2 separate regions of the Homo sapiens genome follow, and region 2 is linked to region 1. Evidence: chromatin loops called from intact Hi-C (ENCODE). Cell type or tissue: endothelial cell of umbilical vein. All regions are shown on one strand. Each heading gives the region's core, and the rest is flanking DNA. Links, peaks and the distances in the headings are about the cores only.

Region 1 (6,646 bases), core at 1,512-4,011:
CATAATCATCCCACTTGGAAGACAGCCATGGAATGGGATGACTGAATAAATACTACCATCTAGCATCATTTCTCTCAGGCTTTAGTAGGATGTGGGCAAGATTGGGGAGGCATTTCTTGCCAAAATCTAAAGTTAAACCCAGAGAGAAGGCAGTCTAGTTCAGGGGCCACTGTTCCTTCATTATGAACCTTCATGGACTATTATTTATTTATTTATTTAAATGATAGATTTAGGGAGTAAAAGTGCAGTTTTGTTACATGGAAATACCGCATAGTGGTGAAGTCTGGGCTTTTAGCCAGAATAGTGTACATTGTACCCAATGCTAGTATTTCATCCCTCACCCCCACCATCCCACCATTGCACCCTGCCACGTCTCCAATGTCTATGATTCCACCCCCTGGGTCCATGTAATTTCATTGATTACTTTAAAATTGTATTTTAATTGGTAGGAGGCAGAGTTGGTTTTGAGCATCTATAATTTGAAAATGTGACTGGAAATGTGATAGTCAGTTTGCATGGATAGGAATATACTTTTGCTGCTGGCCTTTTCTTTAATATATTATTCTGCTGACAAATTAGGGCTATTAAAAATTCCTTGCAGTAGAGGCAGTTGATTATTTAAGGTAAGACTGTGGATACCTCTGTCAGCCTTTGACAGAAGACACAAACCATAATTCGCAACCTGTAATGTAAACCTTGAAACAACTGAGTAACTTAACAGACTTGAATCAAGCATAAACAATGAAGTGGTTTGAAAGGGTTGGTCTCCCTAAAATGTCACGTTCCATGGAAGAATGCTTTCTCTATTTGATCTGTCACTAGAGCTCTCAAAACATGACACTCCTTGAACACAATATACTTTCATGATAAACTAGATTAACTTTCCCAGTACAAGTGAAAGGCCACCTGTTGCCAGAATGGCCATATTCCTCGTTGGCTGTCTTGTAGCTGTCATCACTTCAATGCAATCTGCAGCCGACATGCTGGAATATAATGAATATGTCAGAAGTTGGAGGTCAGCCATCCAAGTACATGAAAACTTGGCTCGCCTACAGTGTCAGCATGGAGGCCTCCCTATCATCTTGTGCAAAGGATTTCTGCACCACTTGATTTGTTTGCACAGGGTTTGTTGCTGTTGGATGGGGCGTATTTCTGAGAGGCTTTTTGACAGCCCATTCAAATATTTTCAGTGTGGAAAAACAGGGCTTCTGGTTTCAAGCTCTTCAAATAATAGGTGTTGTGAAATGCTGTGGAAGCTGATGGTGGTGGGGATCTGTTGTTGGTTTTAGTGTAAAAACACCCATAGAGACTGTTAGAAGTGTTTTGGTTGGAGTGGAGAGGAAGATGGGTTGGAAGATCAGAGCTACTGAGGAGATCTCAGTGGTGCTCAATTCCTACCTTCTCCTGCCCACCCTTCACTTTCAATGGTATTGGGTCATGTGGACCACAAGTTCTAGGCACTGGAAGGTATAAAATAGCACATCATTTGTAGTTATATGCTATACATTTACTATAGAGAGAGTGCAATATGCATCTGTTTTCCCAGGCCACAACGCTGAGGAATAATGAGAGGCTTTTGTTCACTCATGGCATGTCTGTTCTTTCCCTGTTTCTTCTCCCAGTAAAGTCTGCTTTGGCTAACAGCACCAGAAAGAGGCCCTCTGAAGTCTTGGTCAGTGTAATTAAAGGATCATGAGTAATTCCACTGGCTGAAAGTAAGAGAGTTTAAAAGAAGTCTTAGCTGTTGTGAAATGTTTGCCCCAAACCTTTAAAGATGAACTAAAAGAATTCTGTCCTTAGCTGTAGCTAGGGCAGAATTTCTCAGCCTTGGCACTCTTGACATTTTGGATCAGATAACTCTTTGTTATTGGGGGCAGTCCTGTGCATTTTAGGATGTTTGGCACCTGCTCAGTCATGACAATGAAAATATCTTCACATGTCCCAAATTGAATATCCCAAATGTCCCCTGGGGCCCACTGTGGGGCAAAATTACCCTCAGTGCAGAACCACTAAGTTAGGGGCATACAAAGATCCTAAAAGGATATTACATTGAAATATCATAAAGAAGCAAATTATATGCATAAACCCATCCTCCCAACTTTACCTCCTCAGTTTTAACATTGAAATATCAACTGAAAAGGAGGAGGATGTTTATTGTACTCTACCCCATAATTCACATTCATACATCCTAAGCGTGCAAGTTTGGGTGGCCAAGGATGCAAGATCATCTGTTTGTTTTGGTAATAGCAACAAGATTAGTTCTCATATATTGAGAAACTGAGCCATGTGCTAAGTCACCTGTGTGTGTTATTTCACTTGCTCCTCATGACAAATGTAGGGTTAACTATATTATTACCATACTTTCTTATCAGATGAGTACACTGGAGTTTTGAACATTTAAACTGCTTTCCCAAGCTTGTACGGTTTGTAGGTGGCAGTGGTTTCACCCAGAGCCTGTATGTTGAAGTCCTTCTGCACAGTTCTCCCTCTGTGGCTGAATCACAGTGGAAGGAAGCCTGCTCCTGGGGTCTGAACTGTTATTGGTCCTCAACAGCTGATGCTCAGCAGATTTCTTTCTAGCACTCTCACATAATTTAGGCCTCAATGAGTCACATCCTATAATCGTTTTATGAGAACAAAGTGGCAAATAGCTAATTTAAAATTATCCCTGTCAAAAGAAGATAAGAAAATTACGTGTGGGTTTGATAAAAAACATTTTATATCTCTTCTAAAACACTTGTTAAATTTTATCGAGCTGTGACCTTATAAACTTAGACCTATAATGTATCAGCAAGCTACATGCTCACTAGGAATCCAAATCCCCACTCAATATTCACTTTGCATTAATTAACTCAGTGTTTAATTTTGCTGTTTGTTTCCATCATCTTTAACATTATCGACATGTGGTGACAAGGAGAAATATTTGACTACCGCATTACCTTTTTTTTCTCTCTCTTGTTCCGCTAGTGGAGGTTTAAAAACTAGTGAAATGGTCAAGAGTCAAAAACATTGAGCAAAATAAAACAATGAAAACAGAGGCACCAATTAATCCACAGCCTGGAAAATGAACTAACAAATTTGCCCTCATCTGTGTTATCTTAGTCCAATGCCAGAGTTCCTTTCCTCCTCTATTTATACATTTTTAAAATCTTCCCTTCAGTTTATCTCCATTTATCATGCTACAATTCCCCAAGTTGGATATAAAAGTAATGTAGGAAGAGACTTTCCTCTCAGTTTCTATTTTAATCTGTGCATTAGGCCATTTCTTCATTAGTAGTTATTAGACACTCAGCAAATGTTTACTGTCATAAAGAGCTCAGTTGACAAATCAGAGTAGAAAACACATCAAAACAGAAGAGATAGACAAAACTTAGCTATATGGAAAAGAACTCTACTGCCATTAAATGGTGCAGGACAGAAAGAATGGTGAATTGTTAATGCTGTATTTCACGGATTCCTTTTTAAGAACTCTTTATCATGGAGAATTTCAAACATATACAAAATTAGAAAGAATAGTAAATGAACATATACTTGTCACTCAGCCCCAAAAACCAACCATCCATGGCCTTGACTGCATTAGTTTTCTATTAAGATGAAATGAGTCATCCCATATTGTAGCAGCTTAAAAAAAGTACATCTATTATTTCACAGTTTCTGTGGACTTGGTCTTTGCATTGGGCTTATTCGGGTTCTCTAGCTGTGGTTCTCTCACAGGCTGCAGTCATGTCAAGATTCACCTGGAAAGGATCCATTTCCTAGGCCCGATTCAGTTCCTCATGAGTTGTTGGCTGTAGACCTCCCTCTGTTCCTTTTCACATGGGCAGCTCTATAGAGAGCATCTCACAATATGGAGTTTGCTTCATCAGAGTGCCAACAAGAAAGAGAGAGCAAGGGAGAGCGAGCAAGACGGGAAGATTCAGTCTCACGAAAGAGGTACCTGATCGCCCTTGCCATATCTACTCCTTGGAAAAAAGTCACTAGGTCCAGCCCACACCCAAGGGGAGGGGATTACATGCCAGGAGGCAGGAATCCTTGGAGGCCACTTCCGAAGTCTGCCTGCCATGCCTCCATTCATCTCTACCCTCCAACATTATTTTAAAGCAAATCCCAGATATCATGTCATCTCTTCTGTAAATATTTCAACATACTTGCCTAAAAGATAAGGGCTCCTTCAAAAAATACATAACCAAATATGTCAAAAATATTCTCAAATATCCAGTGTTCAAGTTTTCAGTTGTCTCATGACTACCATGATGCATTGAAATTGATTATGTTTTAAAAATATATGTGAAGTCACTTTTAATCTATTATTTCTCTCTTCTCTCTTGCAATTTACTTGTTGAAGAAGCCAGCTTGTTTGACCTGCAGTTTCCTGTAGTCTGGGTTTTGCCAGTTGGATCCCTGTGGTGTTCATTTATCATGTCCTTTATATTTCCTTATAAATTGATAATCATTTATTTTTAAGATAGCATTTTTCACAAATTGAAATTAGGACACATCTTATCATCAATGGCATTGTATTATAATTTCTCAGGTGCCAGTTATGATACTGTTGTCATTGCCCAGCCTGTGCAAACTTGTCTTGGCTATTTATATTTTTATTGCATCAATTGAGTTGTGTGGTATTACGTGTGCTGAGTTTAAATGCCATATATTTTTTTTTTCAAAAAGATTATGCTATGATTATGTATTGAAAGGAAAAATTACTGTGTGTGCAGAAACACAGAAACAGAATAGAGGGGTATAAATTTGATATATTCATGACTGGACCTCAATAACTCCTTGACATTGGTGACAGCAAGCCAAGTAAGAACATTTGAGAAAGGAATGTGTGTCCTGATATTGCCTGAAAAGATCAAGGAAGCACCAGTATCAACACTTGCCAACTGGGTGTCAGTCCTTTGGAAGAAAATTCCATAGTCAATAGTGGAGTATTCTATCGTGTATTATCTTTCAACAAAATAGTATAGAAAAACATAGAGAGACTATTTAAAAAATCATAGAGGCCAGGCGCGGTGGCTCACGCCTGTAATCCCAGCATTTTGGGAGGCCGAGGCGGGTGGATCACGAGGTCAAGAGATCCAGACCAGCCTGGCCAACATGATGAAACCCCATCTCTACTAAAAATACACAAATTAGCTGGGTGTGGTGGCGTATATCTGTAATCCCAGCTACTCAGGAGGCTGAGGCAGGAGAATCGCTTGAACCCGAGAGGCAGTGGTTGAAGTGAGCCGAGATCGTGCCACTGCACTCCAGCCTGGCCACAGAGCAAGACTCCATCTTAAAAAAAAAAAAGAAAAAGAAAAAATGAAAAAGAAAAACATAGAAAGACTAATTTTAAGGCATATCATTGGTGATTCTCTGTATAAAAGTGATTCCTGCTGAATTTTTTCCTTAGAATTTTTTTTCAGAATATTTATTGGCTTTGAGAAATATTAAGTGAAAGTGATAAGAAACAGCGTTGCAGAATCAATATTATCCTAATTGACACCCAGGGAGAAGATTGGAAAGAAATATATCAAATTGCTACTAATGATGAGATTCTGGGACACTTATTTTTTCATTTATATTTTGTTTTTGTTTTTCTGGATTCATTATAATAAACAAGGATACTGTTCAAAACCAGAAGAAAACCCCACAAACCCCAGCAAATATTATTTTTGTGAAGGCACCATGTCAGAAGACTAATATGCCGGGTTGTGGGATGGCTTTTGTGAGAGAAGCTCTGGATGTCCTCAGGCTCACAGACTGGGGGTGAATTATATTTCTTGACTGTGGAGGCCCTTGACAATCTTTGTGTCAATGGACCCTGCCTCTTCCTGCTTGTGAAGCAAGCAACCTGTCCACCCCTGACTCTGGCAGTCTTTGATGCTGACTCATGAGGGATTTTCTCCAATCCTTATTGGTTGTTTTCCAGATTGCCCAGGTATAATGTTCTGATGATGAGCTTGGGTTCTTTCCATGAAGATTTTCTGGGTTCTTTCCATGAAGATTTTTTTTTTTTTTTTTGGTAATGTCTTAACTGGTAGCATTTTAGCTAGCACTTTCATTGTTTTGGATACAGAGGAGTCTGGAAAAATAAGTTTTAAGAAATAATTTCAATAAGTATAAAATAAAAAAATGTAAATAATAAGAAGGCATTTTTATCAGTTTAATTGGTAAGTTTTTTTTCCTTGGTGGCTATTAAAATAACTGTGTGTTTTTCAGCTAAGTTATCAGGTTTGATGAAATATATTAATAATAACAAAACTAAAAAAAAAAAAAAGAAAAAAACTGAATAAATTCTCTCCTCTACAGCTAAGATTAGGAGATTTGGGGATTTATCTCTTTCTTCTCTCATCATATGTCTTTTCTTGTTGATAATCTCACATTTCCTTGACAGCAGACACCATAAGTTGCTAAATACATCATGAACTGAATAACAACAGCTTTTCAGAAAAAAATAGGTACCTATAAAGTTGCACAACTTTCTTTTTCCTGACAGATATATATTCTTCAGTTCATAAGTTTGGTTAAAGCATAAGCTTTTTTGCATTTAAAGTCCAAATATTCTCCTGGGTCTATTTGGACACCGTCCATGGGATCATGGTGACTTCTCCACTTCTCAGAACCTGAGTTTTATAGTCTGTTCCTCTTTAGCATGTTC
Region 2 (6,646 bases), core at 1,954-4,453, 360 kb after region 1:
AGAATATACATCACCAAGAGTGACCCTTAAAGTAAACTATGGACTTTGGGTGATATGGATGTGTCTAGGTAGGTTCATCAGTTGTAACAAATGTTCCAGTCTGGTGCTAGATATGGATGGTCAGGGAGGCTGTTTGAGGTAGAGTAAGGGGGTGCAGGCTGGGGCTATATGAGAACTTTGTACTTTCTACTCAATTTTTCTGTGAACCTAAAACTGCTTTAAAAATACTATATATATATAATTATATATAATATATTATATATAATTATATATATATATACACACACACACACACACACACACATATGTAATATTATTAGGAGACCTATTCTCTTAATATCTTACACAAGGTTCCCTGGAGTACTTGCCCCTTTAATGCATAAGTAAAAAGATCACAATTTATCATTTTTCTTCTGCCCTTCCTCATCAGCATCCTCCATGCATTGAAAAAATTTTAAACTTCAGTCTTTATGATCAGTTTTGCCCATCAATGACTGAGAATTAAATAAACGACCTTTGGGTTTTCATATCCCATTGCTGAAGTGTTTCTTGTTTTGTTCTTAGAATACATTTTCAGGTTTTTAACATGGCCTGTAAAAGCCTCTGTGATCTAGCACCCGTCTGCCTCTCTTGCCTCTTGCCCCTCCTCACTTTCATTCTTTGTGCTCTAACTTAAAAAATAAATGATTCTGTTATTTGAGAATGCTACTTTTATTTTATGTTTACCCCACCCGGGCTTATGCACTTGCTGTTCCCTCTTTCGGAACTATTCCCTCCCTCAGCAATTTGTTTTGCTTTGTTTTCTCAACTTCAAATGGAGCTGGTATCTGTCCAGTGTATTTCCCAGGCTATTGAGAGGTTTAAAAGTCAAATACATGATTACAGATTCTCTGGGGGGGAAAAAAGGTGCTAATTTAAAAAACTAATTGTAGACTTTAGCCCTGGAAACCCAACTTACTCCATGGGAACAGGAAAGTCACCCTGAAGCAGTTGCACCATCCAAATAGGAAACACCACTAGGAAGAATTAAGTGAAAGAGGAAACTAAGGGTAGTCAGCATGGGAGTGGTGATAAACAACATAGACTCTGGGCAGGTGCACTTAGGTCCAAATCATAACTCTTTGTGAACATTTGACATTTGACAATTAACCTCTTTAAGTCCTAGTTTCCTCCCTTGTAAAATGGGGAATATGACAGTCTCCTACATGTTAGGGTTTTGGTAAAGATTATGAGAATAAGCATTAAATGCTAATTCAATATTATGTGCATTATTACTATTATTATTATGAATTCTATTTTGCATATATTGAATTTAAGTGCCAGTAGGATATCCAGTGTGCAAGATGAAGCTGAGTATTTGCCTCTGAATTTCAGGAGCAAGATACGGGTGGGTAATTTGTACTTGTGAGTCATCAACGTATACATAGAACTTGAAATCCTGGGCATCAAAAAGATGACCTGAAGAGAGTGTGAAGACTGAAAAAGAGGTGTGGACCTTAACATCTAGGTGATGGAATTGAAAACAAGGCCGAGAAAATGTGACCTTTGGAAAAAAATCAGGAGTCTGAGATGTCACAGAAGTCAATGCATTTTATATTTGAAGAAGACAGATAGTTAATTTGGAGAAATCAGTAATTTAGTGACTCACCTCCACATTCTGGATCTGCCATGCATGTGAATAAAATTATGCCTGGGGAAAATGACAAATGGTTACATATTACGGACCTCGAAGAGTTTCTGGCAAAGTCAAATCTGTGAATAACCCATCTGTGAAAATCAAGAGTCTCATGAACTTTTGGGACCCCTGATATGATCTGTATGTCTCCTGAAACACAGCACTTAGTCATTTTTGTAGGACAACACTGTTCATGACATCACTGATAATAAAACTATCCAGGCATTAAAAATAAATTAAAAATATGGAATTTTTCTTGACTATTGGTTCCCTCAGCAGTAAAATATACACTTTGAGTTACATAGAGTTGTGGATGGTTTAATTAAAAGCTACCACTCCATGAATATTAGAGAGATAAGAAAACTGCAGCCAGGGGTAAGGTGCCTTATCTGAAAATGCGAACATAACAAAGTGGTAATGTTATCTTTTGAATTGGATTTTTAAATAGAGTAGCTGTAATGCCCCATAAAGCAACACTCCTAATTTGTAATGTAAAATTGTACCCCTCCTTTGCATCCCTTTGCTGGGTTCTAGTTCTGGCTGATAAAAGAGGACATGAAACTTGAAATAAGATCTTTGCATAACAAACACCTATGATTCATACCTGATGTGCAGAAAATGGCCATCTGCTAACAAGCACATGTGAGCAGCCTGGCTATTTGCTGAAATCTCATGGGTGGACCTAGGTTTAATCATACATGGAAGAGCAAAGTGTTTCTGTTCCCAAAGGAATCACCAGTCTCCATGGGCTAATGCGGAAGATGCTGGCAATAATGTAGTTACTGATAATTGCCATTTTACAGAGCTTGGATGGGTGGGGTCATTCAATTAGAAACGCCATGCTGTTTCCAATTCACCTGGTTGGGATCAAAAGGTGCTTTAGCTTGAAGTGAAATGAGAAAGAGAAAACCAGTCTCTCACCCCTCCTGGGCCACTAACCCTGCTTTCCTAGGCTTGCAGTGTTTTGAAAGCTGCTCTGTCTGGCCCTTGAAATTGCATTCAAATCCTTCTCTGAAAGTCCTCAGACAGTAACCAATCTCATATGGTGAGGGCAGCTTGAGACTGAAAAAGGAACATATAACTCTGATGGGTCTATTGAATATACTAGAAGGCATCTTAAAGTGAAATAATACAACTGGTTTCAAAAGCTACACTTCCCCCCCAAAAGTCAGCAAGGGTAAATTGGATGGGAATGCGTAAAAATTGAGTTCCTTGGGCTTTTTTCTGTGACTTGGTATCAGTAAATTTTCCTCAATCTCTTTTTATTTCCTGGCTTGCTAGCCTCCCATTCATGTGCTACAGTAGAATGTAAACAGCTGGTTCATTTGCAATCCATTATGACATTTATAATACTGCCATCCTCATAAAGACAAGGATTATTGTTAGGGATATGCTATTTCTAGAGTCTAACGACTTGTTATCTGACAGAGCGTGTATCCGGATTTTAAACTTATAATTAATCACAGTTTGGTCCACTTGAAACTGACCCAAAAAACACAAACATGAGAAGCTTTTTCATTGCTTATAAGAATAACAATTGAAACATGACTAATTTCTTGAAACAAACCCGCTCCTTTTGTCTCTTTGGGGTGAAAATATTATTTTTAGCCAGTTCCTAGATTTACACGAGCTGTACATTTTGACTCTGACACTTCCCTCCTGGTATTTATACTTTTTATTCATAAACTTGGACATTGACAAGGTATTGTAAATAGTCTTTCAAGGATTCCTATTTTAGGACTGGTGCACTAAAGAGGGAAAGATCAGTTGCCTCCACTGCTTTAAACCTTAATAGGTTTAAACCTCAGTCAGGGGAGAGAGAAAAAAAAGTATGTCTTTTTAACTAATATCCATGTCATCTTCTTAATCATGCTGATTCTGAATAATTCAGCCTCTATGGAAGTTGCAGAGCCAGAATCTATAGCTCTGTCTCTCTCAGGGGTGGTGGAGGGAGGAGTTTATTATTAACAAGTTTGACAGGAGAGAGCTCTGGCAGGTTAATTGCTACAGCAGGACTAGCTGGGAGTTTGCTGGTGATATATAGCGACGAAAGCGAGTGAAGGAGATTGACTATGCCTGTTACAGAACAAATATCTTCATGCACCTCAGGTTTCTCAGAAAGATATGAGAAATAAATGTTCGCTGTTCATTTTCTGTCTGCACAATAAAAATAGCCTCCAGCTAAACATGGCGACTACAGCACAGAGACTTAAAAAAAAAAAAGGAAATTTGCAAATTAACATTATTACAAACATTCCTGCCTGAAAGTGCTGAAAATCAATTTCAATATATTTTGCATTTTAATGAATTGCCAAAGAGATAAATCAGACAGTGTTTGAGGAATGCTTGCTTGGCAATGATGTTTTCTTATCGCATCTTGTCTTAACTGATAGCATTTAAAATGAAACCAGTGTTAATTGAAGGCGTGGGAAATGTAACTGCTAGTTAATGAAGTAAATGCATGCTAGTTATGCAGAATTAGAAATCTGCTTTAATGTACTAACTCTAACATTGTCTCCCTGTTCTGTAGCCTCCTCATTCCAAGGCAGTAATACTCAGTATTATAAATGGTTGAAAGGCAGAGCCCACGCTAGAGCTAAGGGCCATTGTGTTTTAATCCCCCAGTGGAAACAGGATGCAAATACTGTTGTTTTTACTTTACACAGTAAACAACAAATTTCAACTCCTGAGCCTTTGGGGAGCTTTAGGGGGAAGGCCGAGTCTCCCACTTCTTTTCTTCAAAGAAAATAAACAACATAACTTTTCAATCTAACATCTGTTTGCACTGTTTAAAATTAGGCAGCTGAAAGAGGATGTCAGTTTGCTAATGTTACCGAGGTTGTAGCTTTCTCCATGTCTTATCCATCCATGCTCAGCACATAGTATGTGCTCATTCAAATTTTACTAAATGAATGGAAGGATGGATAATTGTCCTCTTTTGATCTCCATGTCTCTAAACAACAGAGAAATCATTATATTTCCTAATCTGTATGTCTATGTGTTTAACACAACAAATAATAAACTAACACTTTCTAATAGCATGTAGAGAATATACGTGCATTTTTTTTCTTTATCTTCTGCAAGGATATAATCCTTCTGCAACTTCACATTGTTCCTTCTAATTGCTTTTCGCTATCCATTAGTTTTCTTCCTTTCTTTCTTTCTTTTAATTGTGTAAAAATAAATAAGGCAAACTATTTTTGGGGAAATAATTTCTTGAAAAGTAACAAATGACTCATCATTTGGCAAACTAAAATTAGGCAGCAACAAGGATGGGAATTTATATTTTCTTCTGCACCATAGAGTGTTTTAAGTCTGGAGGTGACTGAGGGGTTCTTTACGTTCTATCAATGAGACAGAAAGGCTTACCTTGTAAAACCATTTGGCCAATGCAAGATTTGTTCTCCGTAATGCAATTCTTAGGAGGGCTTTTTTTCCTTAAATTTTAAATTTTATCACCAGTGTGTCAAAAAACTAAACATCATTTTGCAATTGTGAGGAATTCGTCATTAAATAACTGTGTAATAGTTAAGGGAAAAAAAGTTCCCAATGCATAGAAAATATGACCATTAGATATTAATCATGGAAAATTTGGAAGATGTGATTAATATTCGAACAAAATAATATATGGCATAGAAGCAAGTCTCTCCTACTGTTAAAATTAAAGCCCTATTTACTAATATGTTTAATATGTTAACATCCTGTCACCCTGATTGTCTCATTCAGCCTTGGATACAGCTAAATATAAACCCCTCACACAACCAGATTTTATATACATCATATATAAAACATGGAATTGCTTAATAAACATGGTGTGTTAAGGTGATGAATTCTTACAGTAAACCCAAGGGTAAAGAGCCTTTAAAAATTAATCTAATTTCTCCTGAAACACTTTTCTACAGAGATTATGAAATGGCTTGTAACCAAGCTGGCTTTGAAAAACTATCAGTAACAGCTATTTTTTCCTGATCATTTAAAATGCCAATTGTAGGTATCAGAGGGGTAATTGACCTGGCCTGTACTGGAAACCTTATTGCATAAAAGGCTTGGGACATTTTTCCTTTTATTGATTTCATTTAACTTAATATAAACAACATTTTAAAGTAGCTAGCAAAAATGAATGATTAACCAAATTTCAAATTGACCCAGAAACTCACATCTGTCTGAAGAAATGCAATACACATAGTATTTTAGTCATAAAATGAAAACATGAAGCAATGCAATGTCTATTTTTAAAATGAAACAAAGTTGCAGTTTTAGTTTTGTTAAATAATATTTTCAAACTAGCTGCTTCCCTTTCCACCCTCCACTAAATCTTCTTCAAAAACCGTATCTGGGAACTTTCTATTGTAGAATGTTTTTTAAAACTTCTTTAGGTAAGGGCTGTATAATGCATATGATGCATTTGAAGAATACTAAAAAAAGAAAATAAATGGCCTTTTTCAAAGATGGTAGATATTAATATAATTAGTATTTCCTTGGGGTCAAATATTTCCTGTCCCTACCCCCATTTTATAATTTATAATCCTGTTATGTTATTTATAATATAAGTAATACTGTTAGTGGTGTCTGTTGGTGTTGTTTTTTAACTTTAACTTAAAAAATTAAACTTACCAGGATTTCCAAAGGAAAGACTTGAAATTTACATGCAATTCAGCCAAGCATTTTTTTTTTTTTTCTTGAGATGGGGTCTCACTCTGTCATCCAGACTGGAGTGCAGTGGTACTATCTTGGCTCATTGGCAACCTCCGCCTCCCACGCTCAAGTGATTCTCTTGTCTCAGCCTCCTGAGTAGCTGAGATTACAGGTGCACACCACTACCACCCGGCTAATTTTTGTATTTTTAGTAGAGACGGGGTTTCACCATGCTGGCTGGGCTGGTCTTGAACTCCTGATCTCAAATGATCCACCCTCCTCGGCCTCCCAAAGTGCTGGGATTATAGGCATGAGCCACTGTGCCTGGCCCTAGCC

What was found. Hi-C counts contacts between places; a loop is a spot of excess contacts. Peaks named below come from ENCODE experiments on the same cell type or tissue, not always from the same donor. Only the 100,000 strongest peaks of a DNase experiment are listed, where the experiment ranks them.
Region 2: it touches region 1 in a loop (4-fold over the local background); 1 of 110 quality-filtered maps calls a loop at or near these places.

Annotation. Positions count from the first base shown.
Region 1 is chr9:79,799,107-79,805,752 of GRCh38, forward strand. No RefSeq gene overlaps it. Among named protein-coding and RNA genes, the nearest start is that of LINC01507, 22 kb to the right of the region's middle. In endothelial cell of umbilical vein, for the core only: no CTCF peak of the experiment used is centred there; a DNase peak (open chromatin) is centred at 2,535; H3K27ac peaks cover 512 bases.
Region 2 is chr9:80,154,682-80,161,327 of GRCh38, forward strand. No RefSeq gene overlaps it. Among named protein-coding and RNA genes, the nearest start is that of LINC01507, 330 kb to the left of the region's middle. RefSeq lists an enhancer at 2,251-2,752. In endothelial cell of umbilical vein, for the core only: no CTCF peak of the experiment used is centred there; a DNase peak (open chromatin) is centred at 3,140; H3K27ac peaks cover 395 bases.